Regions from separate parts of the Mus musculus genome. Here all the other regions are linked to region 4. Evidence: chromatin loops called from intact Hi-C (ENCODE). Cell type or tissue: heart. All regions are shown on one strand.

Region 1 (5,000 bases), 240 kb after region 4:
TTTCAACATGAGTCGTTGGCTGAGACTCTAAAACTCTATTTCATGTTCCAATGTTGAACCTTGGATTTCTTTATAATAGCTTGTATTTTCTCAAGGAAATATAGGTATCTCTGGAGTTTTAAATTAATTTTAATTGATTTTTTTTTTTTTGCCTCCCTGAGCACAGTTTTACTAGGGGTATGATTCAAAAGATTTGCCATATTAAAAAAAATGAAGTAAAAGAAAAGAATAAAAAATAAGTGTATACTATGAGTTTATAGTTTCTTAAAAGACGTAGTCATGCTGGGTGTGGTGGCACACTCCTTTAATCCCAGCACTTGGGAGGCAGAGGCAGGCGGATTTCTGAGTTCAAGGCCAGCCTGGTCTAGAAAGTGAGTTCCAGGACAGCCAGGGTTACACAGAGAAACCCTGTCTCAAAAAACAAAAAACAAAACAAAACAAAACAAAAAAAGACGTAGTCATTTGTTAAACCTACAGGAAAGACAATTTTACATTTCTGTGAACTGAGGAGGAACTATTTCCACAGCCACTGACATTTTCCCAGAATCAGCAGTAGCCATAGCCAGTATCGTTCCCTATCTGTCCCTCAGATCTCATTTGGAGAGGTTATAGGAGCATCCCGCTCTCCCACACCTTGATCTCTGATCACAGTTTGCACTAGCGGATGATCTGGTATTTCTTGTTCAGTGGTGCAGAGTTCCTTGTTGGTAACAATGTAAACAGGGGATGACTTAATGTAGAAGGAAACAACAAGATCTATTCCAGCCAAGTCCTGGGCTGTGACCGAGCATCCTAATAAGCTAGAAGGACCAAAGCAGACCAATTCAGAAGTAAAACACAAACTCAGGTAGTCTCCACGGTGGCTCAGAAGTGTGTGCTTTTTTAACTTATGAGTCTCCTGATTGCTGTCAAAGGATGGGAAAAAATATTTCCTTGGTCTTCAGAGCGTGTTGAAGCTATTCATTTCTTATTCCAGGAGACCCAGACTGGGTTGACTGTCTTGCACATGCAAATGAAATATTGTATTTGCCCAAGCATAATGCTTTCAATTACTATATATTATACATAATAGATTTGATTATTGTATCTGATCAACAGAATCATTGGCTTAGAGAATTAGAATTAGATATTATTAATCCTTGTCCATTCTCATTTTAGAAATCCACGTAACGAATGCTTATTGAGTACCGAGGCTTAAAGAATTTTCTAAGTAGTTGTCAGCCCTTCCTGCACATCAGAGTTCCTGGCGATACTTTATAAGCAGGCAGCACCTGGTTTCCCACTCCAGAGATTCTGACATATTCCCTCTGGTGTGAAGTCGGATTGATATGATGTGAGATCTGGGCACTGGTATTTAAAAACAAAGCAAAGCAAAACAAAACAAACTTCTCAAGTGCTTCTAGTGTTACCAGGACGATGTCTCCATTTAAAAATAGTACCCACACTTTAAAATTCTGTGTCTCTTTCCCTCAATATTCTCTACATATTTAAATTAGCTAGTTTGCTGGAGAAATGGGGACAAATTAGAGGAACTTTCCAGAGAGACCTCTTGGTCATGGCTTTCAACATTTTGTCTCTTCTGTCTCCATTTTTCCAAGCCTACCGGCACAGTGGCTTACACCCACAACTTCAGCACTTGAAAGACTGAGGCAGGAGGATTGCTATAAGTTCAAAGCCAACCCTGGAACACAGAACCAAAAGAAGACTAAAACAAACAGGCAAAAACTTCCGAGCATTGATTCATCTTCAGACAGACTTTGCTCTTCGTCGTAGATACTGTGAAATGTAATGTTCAATTAATAATAGCTTGAGCTTTACAGCTGACTGTCCTGTCCTGTGGTTCTGTGGACCGGGAGCTACTTAAAGGTGTGAATGGGGTCCTTGAGATGGGACTGACTTCAGCTGGATCACTGCCCAGTGAACCCAAGTGACATGCTTTAGAAAGCACAATCAACAGTATTTGGTGTTGTTGACCACTGAAGACGAATTTGAATAGGAGTTTCAAAGACTGACAGGCCCATGAGAATGAGTTAGATAAGAGACAATGGCAGTAGACACTAGAGGTTTTAAATGTTGTATGAGATCAGCCCCTGGTGGCCACCTTCAGTACTACAATTGTCCAGCTTTGGGGTGGAGGCCTTTTGGGTTGACACTTGGAATCTTCCTTTCCACATTAGACATGGTGACTGGAACACAAACAGACTTCAGAAGATAGACATAGAGTATTCTATATTTACACATAGATATGGAGTATTGGAGTTTTTAGAAGGCTGTATGGCAGAGCACCTATCTGCTTCTCTGTAAAAATAAGCTTTATCTCTTCACTAGCTTGCCATTTGCAAAGGAAACAGCCCAGAAACTACTTTGCTTTTTCTTTTTGAGACAGGGTCTCCTCGTTAGCGTAGCCTCGCCTTGAACTCATTATGTAGCTCAAGCTGGCCTAGAGTTTTCAGCAATCCTCTGACTCAACCCGAGTGCTGGGATTACAAATGTGAATCACAATGTGCCCACTATTCACAGAAACTCCATAGTGCAAAAGGAACACCCCATATTACTCTGCTCTTTCCACCCTCTCCAATGTCTATTTGGTTTCTTTAGAATTTCACTCAGGGGGCTGGAGAGATGGCTCAGCAGTAAAGAACACTGACTGTTCTTCCAGAGGTCCCAAGTTCAACCACATGGTGGCTCACAACCATCTATCATGGGATCTGATGTCCTCTTCTGTTGTGTCTGAAGAAAGTAATAATGTACTCACATAAAATAAAGAAATAATTAAAAATAATTCCATTCAGTGCCAGTATGCAAAATTTTCCAGGAAGAGGAATAGAGATGAGCATTTTGTACCCCAAATCCCAGTAAATGGTAAGACAAGTAAAAGGAGTTGCAACTGCGTTACTATTTCTGAAGAGCCTACACAGGGAGGATGGCGGCTGGGGTGATCTGTCTAGATGATGTTTTCTGTTCCTTTGACAAAGACAGAGGTTGAAGCATTTCTCCACTTCAGCATAGGGTGTTGATGATTTCCACCATGAGCAGCCACCATAGCAGAGGGTAGAAGGAAGTGGGCTGGGGTCTCTGGCCCATGTGTGCTAGCCCAGCTCCACGGGCTGATATGGGAGATGCTGAGGGCTTTCCAAAGTTTCAAGAGAGTCCTCTGGATTTTCATGAGAATACTGCTCTGTGTTTTCATCCACCCAAGTGTTTACTGAGTGCCTGAGCTAATGTAAGCTTGAACAGCAAGCAGACTAGAGTCCCCGACTTTGGGAAGCTTCTGCTCTAACTAAATAGGATGTTTTAAAACAGTAAAATCCCTTACTGACCGCATTAGATGGCAATATGTTCCTGTCCCCCTCTACGGAGAAAAATAATGCAGTGTGTTGGGTGGCAGGGGGCTGGAGATGTGTTATAATTCTGAACAAGATGTCAGGCAAGGCTCGTCTGTGACATAGCTTCATTCAGTCAATACATGTAATATTAAGCACTTATGCTGGAAGCCTAACTCAAGGTACTGAAGAGAGACTTCGGAATGAAACAAAGTCCTTCCCTCTAGAGTGAGACAGACGACACACAGACACCAAATGGCTAGCCAGTGATTCCTTGCAAGGAAGAACATAAACTACGGCAATTTGTAAGGGACACAGAATCTCCTGCTCCAAGTATGGGGAAGGCAGCAGAGAAATTAGCCAGGACAAAAGCTTAGAGGTATGATCAACCGAATCCAAATGTGTGGGGTGATGAACTAGTCCTTAGAACAGGGATGAGCCTGTCTGAATTAAACCCATGGCCAAGGACAGGCCCAGAAAAAGTGTGAAGCTCAAAATGCAATTTCCTTCTCTCTGTTTGAGAAACTATTTTCTGTCCCCATTTAATGTCTGAGCATTTCAATCTCTGAGCATTTCTTTTTCTTTCAAATTACTCTCTGAAAAGGATAACGTATTTGTTCCTAACATAACATGTTCCTAATGCTGAGAAAGGATTATTCCCCGAAAGGGTATTTGCATTTGGAACTGGAAGAACGTGATTATATAAATTTATACACCACTTGTTTGGGTATGGGGATATTTTTTTCGGGATAGTATAGTAATATCTTATTGCTCTTGTGACAAATCACCATGTTAAAAGCTCAATATTAAGAATTTATTATCTCACAGTCAAGGAAATCAGAAATTCAAATGTCTTGGCAGGAGTGTTTCTTGAGGTTTAGGGAGGAATCCATTTCCCTTTTCAGCTCCTAGGAGCTTTCCACAGCCTTGGCTGTGATCCCAAACCACTGACGTCAGTTTCCATCGTCATCCCTGTTTCCCTGGTTAAGGACCGTATGATTACCCTATGCCATTTAGATAGCCCTAGATAATGTCCCTATCTCCAGGGTATCTTAATCACACTGCCCTGAAGGAAGCACTTCTAGGTTCTAGCCATGGGAATCATTGTGAGCGGTAATTCTTCTCCTCATAGGGCATGCTAATCTGGGCTCTGTGAGTGGAACTATCCAACAGCTCCTTAGTTAAAAGTTGCTGCTTCTCATTATCTCTGTTGACACTTTGGGGATGAATAGTTTGATAGTTTTTCTGAAGAGTAGATCACCAAGCCAGGGACAGTGTCACTTGCCTGTAATCCTAATACTGGGGCGATAAAGTCAGGAGGATCAGAAAGTCAGCAGTGTCCTCAGCTACATAGTGAGTTCAAGGCCAGCCTGGGCTACATGATATCATCATTACATTTTAAGAACAAGCTCAGGTTGCTCAAACCAGCTGGGTAATTTTCTCTAATCTGACCCAGTATAGTTGGCAGAGAAGGCGGCACATGGCATTTGCATGTCTGAAGCTATTGTTTACTCAGAAGGTGTCTTTGGGTGGGGCCCTGCCACAACCTTGTAGTTTCTGATTTCTCTAGAATGTGAAAGGCAGAGACCTGAGTCAGGAATGTAAAAGAATGGGATTTATTGTTTTCCAAAATGTCTCAAGGAGGTCACCAGCGCTGCCCAGGGAATCCATTTGGTA
Region 2 (5,000 bases), 180 kb after region 4:
ACCTTTAGGCAGTGGGAAATGGTGCTTATTGTTCTGTGGCTTATTTTTAACTCTATGTTGTCTTGGCGACCCGAGCTATCCTCTGACAGATCATGGATGTGTTTTTTGGAAGGGATAGACAGTATCCTATTCTTCGTAAGCCACAGTTGATTTATCTAGGCTCCTCTGGGTGGCTGCTTAGGTGGTTTCCAGTTTGCCTGTGCTGTAAACAACTCTCTAGGTCAGCAGGCCAAGTCTCCCTCTAGAATGTGTCCTGTCAGGAATTGTTTTACACCCTCTGTGTCAAGTCGCCCACCTCTGAGTCGTCTCAACTTTTGCTTGAGCCAGCAGTGATTAAAAACTGGCATTTCCCCTGCTCTTAAGTGAGTTAAAAAGAAAGAGAGGGCCAGGTGTGGGGAGGGCACCAAGTGGGCAGATGTGGGCTGTGATGGGGGAGGGAAGGCAAACTAGGTGGTAGGAGCTGCTCACCACCTTTGTTTTTGCAGCTCCCCCCCCTTTGTTTTCTCCACCTACCCCTGGGATCTGTCTGAACCCGGCCCCCCACCTTCACTTTGTGTGTATTTTTCTTTTTAAGCCACCAAGTCTATTTGTTTGAAAGAAAAGCTTTGCTGGTGGCTTAGATCTTAAAGGAGCCCTGCTAAGATTAAGAAAAGAATAAGGAAAGCAATGGGTCGCAAAAGCAAGTATTGCTTGCTCTTGACATCGAATCCTCCATTGCAGGGACCTTGGCATCTCTGGGAAGGGTGGGCATGCATGAAGAATATGAAGTGACATCAGGTGGGGTTTGTGCTACTCCTCTTCTGAGCTTCTACTCTATCTCCTGGAGATGGAAGGCTTAGAGGCTGGGCATTAAGCTCATTGGTAGGGCATTTGCCTGGTAGATGTAGGCTTTGAGTTCAATTCCCAGCTGTAGGGGAGTAGTTCTGATGCCTTGATTTAGTCGGGAATCTGCTGAAGGTCCTTATCCCCAACTGGTTTTCGATCTATCGATAAAGATGCCAGCAGCCAATGGCTGGGCACAGGGCAGGACACAGAGAGGACTGGAAGGAGACCCCATACTTGGGGGAGAGAGATGGAACAGACTCAGAGCTGCAGGAGAGATCATCCAAGATGTAGGGAGAAAGGGAAAATGGTCCTCGGAAGGGCAACCCGGAAGCATCCTGGGTAGCAAAGAGCAATGGGCATCACAGAAGATATCAGGACAGCAAAGCTAAAGGTAGAGTTGGAAGGTGTTTATCCAGGAGTACCGAAGGGAAGGGCATTCTAGCTGCGGGAGGCTTAGAAGTGCCCAGCCACTGAGCCAATAAGGCATCTTAAAGATAGGCTAATATGTGTGTGTGTGTGCGTACGCATCTTTCACCCGAGGATCCAAAGATTCCCTGAGTGGGTGGCTGGAAGCGTGGCCTGCCCAGGATCATAAAGTGGGGTAGATAAAACTACATGCTACACCCAGCACTGAAAAAGGAAAAAGAAATGGGAAAGCCTTATTAATCCCAGAGATTCAAAGGACTAGAGATTGCTGTCATGGCTTGGTTCCTAGTGGTGCTGTGGGGACTTGACTGAGTCTACGTTTCAGTCCAGCAGAGGAAGCCGGTGGCCAGCTTTAGGGGGTCACAACATTACATGGAGCATGGAGGCAGGGCCTCCTCCTGGGAGCCTCAGAATGTGGAGCATTTCTAGCACTTTCTTGACTGTGCCTCCCACTCTGGTGGTTGTGGAGAAGGCTGGGGATCTCTAGAAATGATTTGTGGACTTTACTCTCAACTTTCCTGGCTTGGGGAACCATAGACAAGTTGGCTATGCCCCCACCGGAACAACTGCCAAAAGGGCAGTGTACTCTCAAGGGATACCTGGGGAGATCTGCTGACGCAGGATCAGGGTTGGGGGTATGGCTCAGTTGGTAGAGTGCTTGCCTAACTTGGGAGAAGCCCTCAGCTTGATCTCTAGTACCACATAAAACTGAGTTTGGTGGTGCATGCCTGTAATCTTCATACTCAGAGATGGAGGCAGGGGGATTAGGAGTTCAAGGTCATCCTTAGCTACCCAATGAATTTAAAGCCAGTCTTGGTTACACGAGCCTCTGTCTCAAAAAAGAAAAGGAAACAGAAAAAGGAAAAAGAAAAAAAGAGAATAAGCCAAACAGCAACATTGAAAACCCCAAGCTCCAACCTCCCCCACCCCCAAATAAATCAACAAAAAACTACTGTTACAAAATTGCCAGGGAGATGCTAGTCCCTCAGAGGCTGCTCACTGGAATCCTTGGTTCCACACACCTGGGCCATTATTGAAACATTCTGCTCTATGCTAGGTAACGGCCATGTACAAGGCAGTGACTGCAAACATACTTGGCTACTTATTGATTTTCACAGCAGAGGGCCTATGAAGTCAGACTGAGAGCAGATACAACAGAGTTCTGCCTTCTGTGTGACAAGTGCATCCATTAGAAAAACAAAACCTGGATTGGCATAGCTCTTCCACCAAGCCAGGGGCAGCAACGTAGAGACCTCTAGAGGATTCCGAAGAGTTGTTCTTCCTGCATAAGCTTAGCAGGTACGTTTCTGCCCAGAATCTTGTCCACTCGTGGTTACCATGTAGGGCATTAGCTTCCTCCGGCACGGCTCAGCCACGTCTGATGCACCGGCAGGGCTCAGCCACGTGTGATGCATAAATAACCTGTCCCCCAGGAGCTGGGACCAGGGGCTCAAGCTAGACTAACCTTGTTGCTTCGTGTGCATAGGATCTCTATGAGCATGGCCTCGTCGGTGCCTACGCCCTTCATAGCTTTCTGCAGCTGCCGTGCGGCGTACTCATTGGGCCGATCCAGAAGGGCCAAAGCTGTCTTCTTGAAGTTTCCACTCAGTTCACTGTTAAGCACCTCCTCTAAGTCCTGCAGGAAGCACAGAGCAGTTGGCTGGGAGAGTCTCGGGGAGAGGAGTGGGTGTCTGCCTACATCGCTACGTGAGTTTCAGGGACGGGATACCTGCCCTAGACATGCATAGGGATGGTCTGAGCAGGAGTCGATTGATTCTGAGGACAGTGGTCACCATAATTGCCTGTTCGTTTCTCCCCTACCCCTAAGTCTGGCTGAGAGGCATCTCGCTCAGGGATGGAGCCCCCCCCCCCCCCATGAATATAAAAAGCTAGAACATTTACAGAACAGTTTAGAGTTCAGAGAGCTTTTTTTTTTTTTTTTTTTTTTTTTCCTGCTGAAGCTCATCACAGCCCTGCAACGCTGACAGGCAGATGAATCGCGTTATCTCCACCTAGTAAGTCTCAGAAAATGAAGAATTTGTCACCAGACATTCAGCTAGAAAAGGCTCGGCACTTTCCACGGAAGGTCAGCGTTTCTGTACGGGAGGACAGCAAGACTTATTTATGTCATAGGGCTGCATAGGGAATGAGAATCCATGAAAACCTCTGCATAGTGCCCACATTCAATGCTCAAAAAATACTCATGGTAATATATGATATGCAAGAATATTATTATTCCATCCTAAAAAGAATTTTCTGAGAAAAAAGCAGCCAACTGTTTCTCTGATAGATCTCTGAGCTCTGGGTTTGGGACAGAGGGTAGGGGGGAAAGCAGAAGATTTTACATAAGGGGATCTGCTGAGTCAAAGGGCGTGTGATGTCTTCCTGCCTTTGTCTCTCAAGCTCAGGGCACTTCATCTCACATCAAATCCCTTTCTCAAAACTATCCAGCATGGGTGGGTGCATGGAAACATTTGAAAAAAAATTTTTTCAGGTCATTGAAAAAAATTCAGGTATTGTTTAGAAATGCAGTCAATCCTCTCAGTCTTTTGATCTATGACCACGAAAGCAAATCTGGAGTTTTTATGTGTTCCTGAGCCCAAGAAGCAGCGTCAAGAAACCTGGACTCTTGTCCTGGCTTCTCTAACAACTACCTGTGGTGCCTTGGTATGGCCAGTCTCGAGCTCGGTTCATATGTGGGCTCTGGGATGTTTATTTCAGCTCCTCTAGGTTTTCAGGGTGTTTTCTTTTTTCTTTTCTTTTCTTTTCTTTTCTTTTTTTTTTTTCTTTTTCTTTTAGCACCCTGGTCTTAGCTCCCAGGAGATCAGCAAACACTTGGCACAGGAAAGTCTCCCGAGCTTTGTGCTAGAAAGTTCTCTCTTTTTCAGCAGAGTCCCTAGGCCCATATTTACTTTTGTTCTGGACAAGCGTTTAAGACATCTGTGTCTGACTTTTCGATTTTGTTGAGCTAGAAATAGACATAAGTTGGGGGATGCTCAGTTGGAGTTATGCATGTAGAAACAGATGAGAATTCCACTGTTCAACCCTATGCAGGAAAACCGGAGACGCACTTTTTTGCCTGGTTATTATGACACATAAGCATGCACACAAGTGCACTCACATGTGCACACACACATAACACACACACACAATGTGCACACACATAGCACATATATGTAACATGCACACACAAATAACACACACATACATAACACACATACACACATATAACACACATACACATAGCACACACATACATAGCACACACATGCATAACACACACATACATAACACACACACAGACAAAGAGATGCACACACAGACTCACCACTGCAACATCACAGCCATTGACCATTTGTTTTATAAGTAAACAGGCCCCTTGTGGCCCTGGTCTTCTGGGAATAGAAGTTGACTTGGCTACTGTAGACTTGGGCATGGGTCCTGTTTTATGTCCTTTCTTTTCTTTTTAACAAAACTTCAATATGGAGGAGGAGGTGTGTGTGATACTTAGCAGGAGTAGAAGTTAGGTTGGTTATAATCAAGATATATGTGTTAAATTGTGAAAGAAATAGTTCTTTAAAAGCCCACTAAATACATTACTTTAACATATAAATATTTGACCATATGTGCTCTGCCTTTCCTGTCTGTAAAACTGAAATAATCTGTCATAATTTCTATTTACTGGTTTGTGCTGGAATTATTCGGTTTGAAACCCAAGAAAAACAGTAAGTGACCCTTGTCATTCTGTC
Region 3 (5,000 bases), 180 kb after region 4:
TTGGCCTTTATCCCCTGCAGGTCCACCTGTGGGAAGGATGACGACAACTACGTAGGTGACAGCATCCATGGTACGTGCGTTGTAAATGGCAAACACTCTCCTACGCCACCATACTCATTAATTATATCTTTAAACAGCCATCAGGAGCTAGGCTGGCATTATATTTACATTTGGAGGATAAGAAAAAGAAAGCCTACTTTAGCTCCCTAAAAATATGTGTTTCTTTATGTGTGTATGTATACACTTACTCATGCACATATTCCATTCAAATTTTATTTATGGGAGCTAAAATTTAAACTGCATACTTTTTAAAGTTTTAAAAAATGGCTTATTTATTTTTATTTTGTGTATACTAGTGTTTTGACTGCTTGCACATGTGTGTGAGGGTGTCAGATCCCCTGGAACTGGAGTTACAGAGATTTGTAAGCTGCCATGTGGGTGCTGAGAATTAAATCTGGGTCCTTTGGAAGAACAGCCAGGGCTCTTAACCTCTGAGCCTCCTAAACTGCATATATTTTCATTGTTACAAAACATTTTTCTTTTGAATGTCTTATAGGTGTTTGAAAAGGAGTCATTCTGGGCCACAGAGCTATATACAAACAGGTAGGTGGTTTTCCAAATCATAGTTTGACAGTGTTTGGTAGAAGGTAAGATGATTTTCCAGAGGTTTAAAATTAAGCATGGGGGGCTGGGGAGCTGGGGAGCCGGGGGGCCAGGGAGCTGGCTCAGCCATTAAGAACACTGACTGCTCTTCCAGAAGACCCAGTTTGATTTTCAGCACCCACATGGCAGCTCATAACTGTATCTGCAGTTCCAGATAGACACCCAAGGAATCCAATGCCCTCTTCCTGGGCATCAAGCATACATGTTGCATGGATTGATATACAGGCAAAACACCCACACACATTAAATTATATATATATTAAAAAGAAATGATTTCTTCCTTGTACCACATCAGGAGGAATAATGGTTCCAGTTATCACATTTCAAACTGATCACCATTTGTAGGACTTCTTCTGAGTCTAATTCATAGAAAGCTTAAGAACTCGGGGCAGAAGGGACATGGGGAGGAAAACAGACAAAACATTGTCCTGCTTCAGCCTCTTTCAGCTGCAAAGAGGAGAGCTACACCAGAAAAAAAAAAACAAAAAAAAAAAAAACAAAAACAAAACAAAACAAAAAAAAACCTTCCAGACTGGACAAAACAAGTCTTATAGAGAAACAAAGTTTAGTTTTCTGTTTGGTTTTGATTTTGGTTTTGGTTTGAGCTCTGCCTTGCACAGCAGGCCTAGAAACCATAGAGAAGCATCAGGCTCCCCTTCTCCTGTGTGTGGTTGTACTGAGAAAGAGAAGAGCGAAAGGTAGGAGAGGGTCAGGGAGTAAGGAGTTGTTTGCTGTGGATACTGCTCTCCATCAAGAGACTACTGGAGGACAGATGCTGCCCTGCTGGGCGTCCTCTGGCTGGCTGGATGCCCAGCCCTGGGGGAGGGGCAGGATGGAGCAGCTGGCATTTTTTTCTAGTCCAAGTGGAAGATTAGAGGATCCCCTAAACATATATGTGCTGGGCCCAAAGCGGTTCAGAGAGACTGACCACATATGGAGATGACCCACACTCACATGTGGTCCGTTTGGAGATGGAATTGAACATGGAATGCTGACAACCCATCTGATGGGACCCAATCTCTCACAGGGTCTATAGAACTCTGCTGCTCTCAAGAGTTCCCTGGAACTTCAGCAGGGGCTGAGTGGCTGAGAGCTGGAGAGACAAAGAAGGCAGAGCACCTGAAGGGAGGGAGAGAGACTCAGAACTGAGGAGAGAAAGCAAACTCTAGCAGAATAGCAAAGAAGCTGCTCACATGAATAAGGGGGGCATGGAGGAGGGGGAGAAATTCCAGGCACAGAAATAAAAAAACGAAAGAACTGCCTTGCTGCTGTGAAGCTATATTTAAGAACAACGTCAGCTGTTAAGCGCTTGTCGAAAGGCATGGGTCAGAATTTGGGTTGGTACCGCTCCCTCTCCACTGAACACTTTTTAAAAAAGATGTCTGTGGTTTTCAGCTGCTTGACTCCTTTCATTTCGCCAAGGCTTCTGCCACAGCAGCGGGGACAAGCCTGCCACTTCCCCTTCACCTCACTTCTGCTCACCAAGGCCTGACAGCCCCAGGCGCTCTCTGTGACACTTGCTTGCTGGCTGCTTCCAAGTTTCTGCCTACTCCGGCCCTTCTCTTTCCAAGACTCACATTCTTCTCTGAGAGGGGGTGCAGACTGCTCCTTAGGGAGCAAAAGAAGCCCCAGTCTTTTTATATATGAAGTACTAGTATTTGCATTGGAGCTCATAAGCAGATATTCAGTATTCTCTGTGCTGTTAAGTTTGGGTGAGGAAAGATAGTAATTTGAAAAAAAATAAGTGTCTAAAATAGCTCTTTGAGAGGGTCTGGATTGGAAAAAAAGAAGCCAAGAAACTGTTTTGTTGAAATTTTAGTTGGGGGGTGGGGTTGATTTTTTTTTGTTTGTTTGTTTGTTTTGTTATTCTGAAAAAAACTCATCCTTGTAAGGTGTGCTCCGTTAGATAAAGAGAGTGAGGAAGTCACTTGTGTCCTATCTCTGCTTGCTGCGGGGTGACCCCTTTCCAAGGCTCTGGATTGTTTTCCTTAAAATAGAGCTGGGTGTAGCTGTGCTACCTCGGAACAGCTCCAGCAGTTCCTCTTTACTGCGCCACCAGCTCTCTGGAGCCACCGATGACAAGAATAGAAGCAGCTCTCAGTATTGTATCTTAATAAAAGACAAGGAGAAGGCTGAAGTAGAGTCCAATGTGGTCTGCATATTCTGGGAAGGGAAGGGCTGTCTTTGTCTTACGGGGTTTTGAGAAATAGTCCAACGACAACAACAGTAACCAATGACATCAGTGGGAGGAAAAGATGTTGGAGTCCCCTTTTTTAGAGTCAAGTGTTTCTTACCTCTGCTCTGGTCACAATGATGCGAATTAATGTCTCCTCATCTGTCCCCATACCCTTCATGGCCTTGTATAGTAGGTCAGCAAAATAGCCCTCAAGGTCCTGGGCACATCTCACTAGGAGGGAGGGAAAAGGAGGATGTGAAATGTTCTCATAGTTTGTGGGACAACACAGGGAACCTGCACAGGCACAGCATGTCCCAGCTACTTGTGGGACTTCTGGACTTGACAGGCAGAGGTTTGGAAGGATCTGACTTTTTAACTGTTGTGAAATGAGATCTAGAAGGTTCTCTGGGTCAGTATAGTATGCCTCTCCAACCAGAGCTGAGTTGAAACCACTGCAGAATGAGAATAGCCTGTATTCTCTACAAGGCCTGGGGGAGGAGTGTGGGTCCTCCTTGCGCTCATATTGTCATATTGTAGAGGTATGGAGTCTCACTCATGGGCATAGATGATGCTACCCAGTGGAACCTCCAGGGCTAGAGCAGGGCTCCATGGGAACACTGCTTGGCCAGTAGTCTTCCATAATAGAACCTCATATGGAGGTTTGCTCAGCTGGACCACACCCTGCTTTCTTGTGTTCTGCAACCTCTACACCCTTTGTTTTCCTTGCTACATTTGTTTGGATACCTTCTGCATTACCATCTGCAGGTCCCCAGCATCCTTCATCTTGTATATGGGACAAAGATGCTTGACCCTACTGATAAAGATCCCTTCTCTGTGTTGTTGCTATGAACTACTTTCTGGCCCTCCCTTTGCCTGCTGTCTTTGCTCTGTTTACAAGCTGACGAAGTTTGGTGTGTGCTCATCAACCTGGCAACTGGGTAGACAACTGGGTTTCCCCCACACTGAGGAAAGTCAGCACTCCCAGCCGCTTCTTCCAGGCTCATAGGCATTCACTCTATAAATGCTGAAAAGGAATGAACCATTTACTTGTTAGGTTGTTGACTGTTTCCTAGAAAGCCTACTGATATTACTTTTTTTAATTTGGGTTTTATTTGAGATAGGGGTTTATTCCATAGCCCAGGCTAGCCTCAAACTCAACCAATCCCCCTGCCTCAGACAAGAGTTACAGTGCTAGAATTACAACAGTTTTTCAGTGTTAGCAATAGTAATAAATTCAACTTAAGTGTGTGACGGGAACCTTCATCTCTACCAGAGCAGGGCTTTCATTTCCAAGGTCACTGTCTGTGTGGCTGATGTTTCTGAGCACGGAAGAGGAGCAGAACCCAGGTCAGGAGCCAGTCTCCCCCTTTTTTTTTTCAGGCCATACAGCCACTATTTGTCAGTCGAGGGTCAGGTGTGTCATCTCTCTATCCCCAAACTCCTGGTTTGAGGTGGGTAGGAAACCCCATGCTATCATAGCAAGTGTGTAGTTGAGACTCATTGTGGTCCTCAGGCTGTATGACCTTCTGGCTTCCACAAAGTTTTCCTATGACACACAGCACTGATGGATGTCCAAAGGCCAGCTCCCTTTCAGTAGCAAGTAGCAGGGATCCCTCAGAAGGTTGGGCCAGGATAGCTAGGGGATATCTGTTCACGCTGAGTGGACACTGTGGCAGCTATGGCTTATCACCATCCCCTGATCTTCTTGCCTTCAAGGAGTGGGGCTTCGCAAACTTTACTAAGCATAAGACCATCACAGGGAGCTTGCAATGGTGGCTATCCAGGCTCTGTCCCACTTCTGGTTTCTTTGTGGTAAACCTGGGCTAGGTCCAGGAAAAGCTTTTGAGGCAAGATGGTTCATGGGCTCCATTGAAGAAATGCTCATGGTGGTGATCATGTGACCTCAGCCCCTATAGATCTGAGGGGTGAGGTGATGTCTTTATGAGGTAAGTGGAGTAGGGTTGGGGATATCTAGGAAACACAGCCATGAAGCCATTTCTTTGTGAGGTTGACTCTCAGAGTCTTTTCTAAGCACTTTACCATTGAAACTGTGAGTCTAATTGGCTCCTGTGTTTCACGGCTCCAAACTCCAGAGCCTGGCTTGTCCCTTCTCCTAATCATATGTCTGTTTTCTGTCTTCACTGTTGCTTAATATATTGGT
Region 4 (5,000 bases):
CCCTTCCCCTTCCTCTTCCCCTTCCTCTTCCCCTTCCCCTTCCCTTCCCTGATTTTTAAAAATTATTTTATTTACATTCCAAGTGTTGACCCTCCTCCTAGTATCCCCCCCCCAGAGTTCTTCACCCCATCTTCCCTCCCCTTAGCCTTTGAGAGGGTGCTCTTCCACCCTCTCCCCATCCCCCACCCCACACCCATTCCACTCACTAATTTTCTAGCTGAAGAAACGGAACTTAAGGTTGAAGAGTTTGCAAGGGTTTGCATGTGCATTTAAATCCTGATTCTAAAATCTGTGTTCTTAGCTGATGTATTAATTTTCAGAAAAAAAAAATACTTGACAGCAGCAGTTTCAGAGAAGAAAATTTGAGCTCTGTTTCCTGGGTATCAGTCCACCATGGCAGAGAGGTCAAGAGTAGTTCGTGTCATGGTAGGCAGGAAGCAGAGGAAGTGGGAGGCAGGAAGAGGTCAGGGCAGGATATGTTCCCAAGAACATACTCCCAGGGACCTATTTTTTTCCAGCTAGTCCTTGCCTCTCACCTCTCATCACAACCTGATTACGCCATTTTACTATGACTCCACCAAAGGATGGATCCCTTCATCAGGTCAGTGTCCTTAAGAGCTAATAGTTTCTGGAGAGACTCCAACAGACAGATCTGAGGGTGTGCTTTATGCTTTACTAGGTGCCTCGCTATCAAGCTGATAATCAAAATTAATCGTCAAGAGATGGTATGATGCCCTAGGTAGCATTTGACATAAACCGTGGTCATCTGGGAAGAGACGACCTCAGCTGAGGAATCGCTTCCATCAGACTGCCCTGTGGGTGGGTCTGTAGGGCATTTTCTTAACAATTGATGTGGCACTGTGGGTGGTGCCACTCCTAGACAGATAGTCCCGGGTTACACAAGAAAAAGCAAGCTGAGCAAGCCGTGGGAAGCGAGTCAGTTAGCAGCATTCCCTCATGGTTACTGCTTCAGCCCCTATCTCTAGGTTCCTGCCGGAGGTCCCTCACTGTCGGGCTGTGATCTGGAAGTTATATGCTTAAATGAACCCTTTCCTCCTCAAGTTGAGTTTTGGTCACGGTGTTTATCACAGCAATGGAGAAGGAAAGAAGGACAGTATGATCTATGACTATAGAGCTGTTGTGAGAAGTGAACGGGAGCTTTGAAGTAAATTGATCGTAGTGCTTAGTCCGTAATACACATCACAATTCCAGTTAATAGTTACACATAGCAACCAAAGGATGCTGTTTTTCATCTTTGTCTTGTGAAAGAGACAGGTGCTCAGCATTCCTAAATCTCTATTGAAATGGTTTATACTCAACGTTTTGCATGCAGTATGATGGAAGTACAGTCGGGGTCACAGCTGGTTGGGAGTTCATGAACAATGGGAATCGGATCACACTAAAATAAAGTCTAACTGTTGCTTCTAATAGTCTAAGACATAACTACACAGCACATGTAACAAATGCTTTGTAAGAGTCACCCAAAGACTGTTGAGACACATTTCTTTTTCTTAAGGAACTAGCAATCAAGTAGAGAGTACATTAAAAACAAACAAACAAACACTCAGATAGTTACATAATAAGTTAAATGGCATTATAAAAGAATTAAAAGATAAAATAATAAATTTAAACCATGGTGTGTGCATCCAGATCTTACTTTGCACAATATAGTGGTGGAAGTCATCTCTGAGTAGGTGACATTTAGCAGTGAGAAAGGGCCTAGGAAGAAGGGACTCCATAAAGGCACAGAGATTAAGGGTAAGAACTTGATAAATTCAAAGACCTGAACGAGGGTGACTGTCTGGAGCATAGCAGGATGAGGGCATTCTGGGCCTTTCGCCTCATACTGGGTCCTTTGCCAGGGCGATTTGGATGTCAACTCCTCAAGAAAGGTTTGGTAGCTGAAGAGATTGGCAAGACCCATGCTTATATGGGACCTAGGGACTACTGAAGCTGGAAATGCAGGTCAGGGTACAATCTGGTCGCTAGGTCCTGGAAGGAAGCCAGCACTCTGATGGGATAGTCGGAAGAGAGATTAACAAACTGGGTAAAGGTATGGGCAGAGCTGGGAGGGGCAATGGAGGATGTAGTCGATGTAGTTGGCTAAGGTCATTAACGCTGGGGATCTACAGCAGGCAGTGTCCCAATCACCCTGGCACGTGAGCATGTATGTCACTGTAACCAGCAAGGCTGACTTTGCAGATGAGATGATGTGGGATCAGCGAAGTAAGTATGCATGGTGATAATCCGGGCGACTTCATTGGTGAGTTGCTAATCTTATAATACATAGTTTCAACTCGAGTATAGAAAAAGTTGGAAAATACATCTTGGCAAGTATTCTAGTGATAGAGCAATGGCCTAGTACTGGCAAGGCTCTGGGGGGGGGGGTTGGGGGGAAAAGGGAGAAGAAAGGGAGGAAAAACAGAACCAAGATTTTACTGATTAAAATTACTGAATATTATAAATAGGGAAACGATTCAACTAAATATAAAACTGCGAATTAGGGACAATGCTCTTTATGAGGCCACAGCCATGTTCCAGTCAGGGTAGCCTGAGTCTGATTATTTATTACGAGTGTATGTTTTGCATGGCTTCTCTACAGTGTTGGCTGCTTTTTAGAGATTGCTTCTATTTCGCAGGCAGATGGGGCTGTTGTCCACATTTTCCTATCCAGCCTACAAGACAGCAGCTATAAACCAGCATTCTTTGGGGGCTGAGATGATTATATAAAATCATGAGCAAGCACGATGTTTGCTTCGAGGACTGGAAATTCACCTTTGAAGGGTGTGGCATCCAGTTCCAAACAGCAGCCTGGATAAGCGGCAGCCGGTGATCTGAGAAGAGGAACAGATGCAAGACTGGAGACTCAGTGTGTCAGGGCAGGCCCCTTTGTACATGCTACAGACCCTAGAATCTGATGTTTGATCTAAAAATTTTAAAGTCAGAGCCAGATTACTGAGTCATGAGGTATTTTAGGACAATGTTTTATCAGTCCCTGCTTTGGGTCTTTGTATTCCCAGGAGGGCCCAGCATACTGGTCATTCATAGGCTCAGTTTAAATGAACCCCACTGCTACTGAGTGCTCTGAGAGAGCTCTACGTGTTCCCCAGGGCCTCAGCTTCCTCCTCTCAAAAAATGTGACATGAAACAGAACCCAGGGACTGGAGAGATGGCTCAGTGGTTAAGAGCACTGACTGCTCTTCCAGAGGTTCTGAGTTCAAATCCCAGCAACCACATGGTGGCTCACAACCATCTGTAATGAGATCTGACACCCTCTTCTGGTGTGTCTGAAGACAGCTACAGTGTGCTTATATATAATAAATAAGTAAATAAATAAATCTTAAAAAAACAAAACAAAACCAGAACCCAGTTAGCAGAATCTAGAAGATCAGGCATTTATCATGCCTAGGCCAGTGCCTCAGCTCCCAATACAAAATCGGCGAATAACTTGAGTATTGATGGACTTCTCAGTTTACTGTCTCAGGTGCCCACCTGCTTGCCCTCTCACCCCTCCTTCCCCTTCTCTGGTTGGTTTGTTTGTTTGTTTTTCCTCCCTGGAGATAGTCTCTCTATGCAGCTTGGCTCTCTTGGAGGTCACTATGGAGACCGATTGTCCTTGAATTCACAGAGACCCAGCTGACCTCTGCCTTCCCATTGCTGGGATTAGAGGTGCGTGTACCACGCCTGGCAAGGAGCTTTCCTCTGTTCAGTGTGACCAACAGTCCTATGAGAACTTGCTGCTTTCACCCCATGCTGTGCATGCACGAGGACCTGGGTGCAGAAAAGCTGACTCAGTAAACATGTTAAATGTCAGGGTGGCTGCACTACACCATGTATACCTGATTGCAGAAGAGTATTTTTCTTTTTAATTTTTTTCTAGTGAGCATAGGAATAGTAGGTTTCGTTATGACATTTTATATATATTAACTATTTATATGGTCTTATTTACCCTCCATTATCATTCTTTTCAATAATTAAAAAAAATTCACTTAACATCCTGGTCACAGCCCCTCTCCCTCCTCCCAGCCTCACTCTTACTAATCCCTTCCCCCAATTGCCTCTCCCCTTCTCCTCAGAGAAGTCCCCTTGTTATCCTCTGCTATCTGTCCTCATCTCTCCTTCTCTATTTATTTATTTATTTAGAAATTTTTATTTATTTATTTATTTATTTTATATATACTGTAGCAGTATTCGGACACACCAGAAGAGGCATCGGATCTCATTACAGATGGTTGTGAGCTGCCATGTGGTTGCTGGGAATTGAACTCAGGACCCCTGGAAGAGCAGTCAGTGCTCTTAACCGCTGAGTCATTTCTCCAGCTCCCTCCTTTTCTCTTTTAGTCACCCCCTTTCCTCCATAGTTCCCCATATACTTTCAACACATATGCACATGCATGCACACACACACACGCACACGCACACATGCACACATGCACACGCACGCACGTGTGCACACACACACTCACTGTTCAACCTAGCTTCTGAATAGGAGAAAAAAATGTGATATTTTATTTCTTCCCATTAGACTGTGGATTACTGTAAATATTGCTTTACATCTCCGTAGTTTTACCCTAGTATGTGGGGCTCTCAAATATGATCTGCCATCTCTTTGTTTCTTGGTTAATTTTTTGATATCAGGTCTCATATGTAGCCCAGGCTAGATTTGAAGTTGCTGTCACTTTCCTGCTTCAGCTGCCTGAGAGCTAGGATGACCGAGTTTGTTTTCTCTGAGATAGGATCTTGCCAGGTTGGCCTCAAACTTACAATTCTCCTGCCGTAGTGCTCCTCTCTGGCCTCTCCATCTCAGAGCTATGTAACATGACTTACTTACTTATTGATTGATTGATTGATTGGCTGATTGACTTGATGGACTTAGTCCCACACATTCAGCAGACACGTCATGATGAGCCAATTGGGAGCAGCTTGCTGGGAGGTCTCAGTTTGGACTACAAATGTGAAAAGATGATTTTCTTTTTAAGTATTGGCTCCCAACTAGATCA

The links. Peaks named below come from ENCODE experiments on the same cell type or tissue, not always from the same donor. Only the 100,000 strongest peaks of a DNase experiment are listed, where the experiment ranks them.
Region 1: it touches region 4 in a loop (10-fold over the local background); 24 of 42 quality-filtered maps call a loop at or near these places.
Region 2: a loop joins it to region 4, with 2.5 times the contacts of the local background. A loop is called at or near these places in 16 of 42 quality-filtered maps.
Region 3: it touches region 4 in a loop (2.9-fold over the local background); 15 of 42 quality-filtered maps call a loop at or near these places.

What each region holds. Positions count from the first base shown.
Region 1 is chr15:58,408,553-58,413,552 of GRCm38, forward strand. It overlaps a transcript of Fam91a1 not described here. Among named protein-coding and RNA genes, the nearest start is that of Fam91a1, 4.4 kb to the right of the region's middle. In heart, a CTCF peak has its summit at 2,102; a DNase peak (open chromatin) is centred at 2,069.
Region 2 is chr15:58,349,976-58,354,975 of GRCm38, forward strand. Anxa13 (annexin A13) reads right to left here. Exons shown (of 8, transcript NM_027211.2): 4 at 2,717-2,887. Among named protein-coding and RNA genes, the nearest start is that of Klhl38, 28 kb to the left of the region's middle. In heart, no CTCF peak of the experiment used is centred here; no DNase peak of the experiment used is centred here; H3K27ac peaks cover 331 bases.
Region 3 is chr15:58,341,968-58,346,967 of GRCm38, forward strand. It overlaps Anxa13 (annexin A13), which reads right to left. Exons shown (of 8, transcript NM_027211.2): 7 at 2,958-3,068; 8 at 1-26. Among named protein-coding and RNA genes, the nearest start is that of Klhl38, 20 kb to the left of the region's middle. In heart, no CTCF peak of the experiment used is centred here; DNase peaks (open chromatin) are centred at 1,474, 2,114 and 2,714; H3K4me3 peaks cover 211 bases; H3K27ac peaks cover 3,171 bases.
Region 4 is chr15:58,165,855-58,170,854 of GRCm38, forward strand. It overlaps Gm36112 (a long non-coding RNA gene), which reads left to right and starts at 274. Exons shown (of 3, transcript XR_003951636.1): 1 at 274-601; 2 at 2,133-2,226. In heart, a CTCF peak has its summit at 2,639; DNase peaks (open chromatin) are centred at 457 and 2,777; H3K27ac peaks cover 275 bases.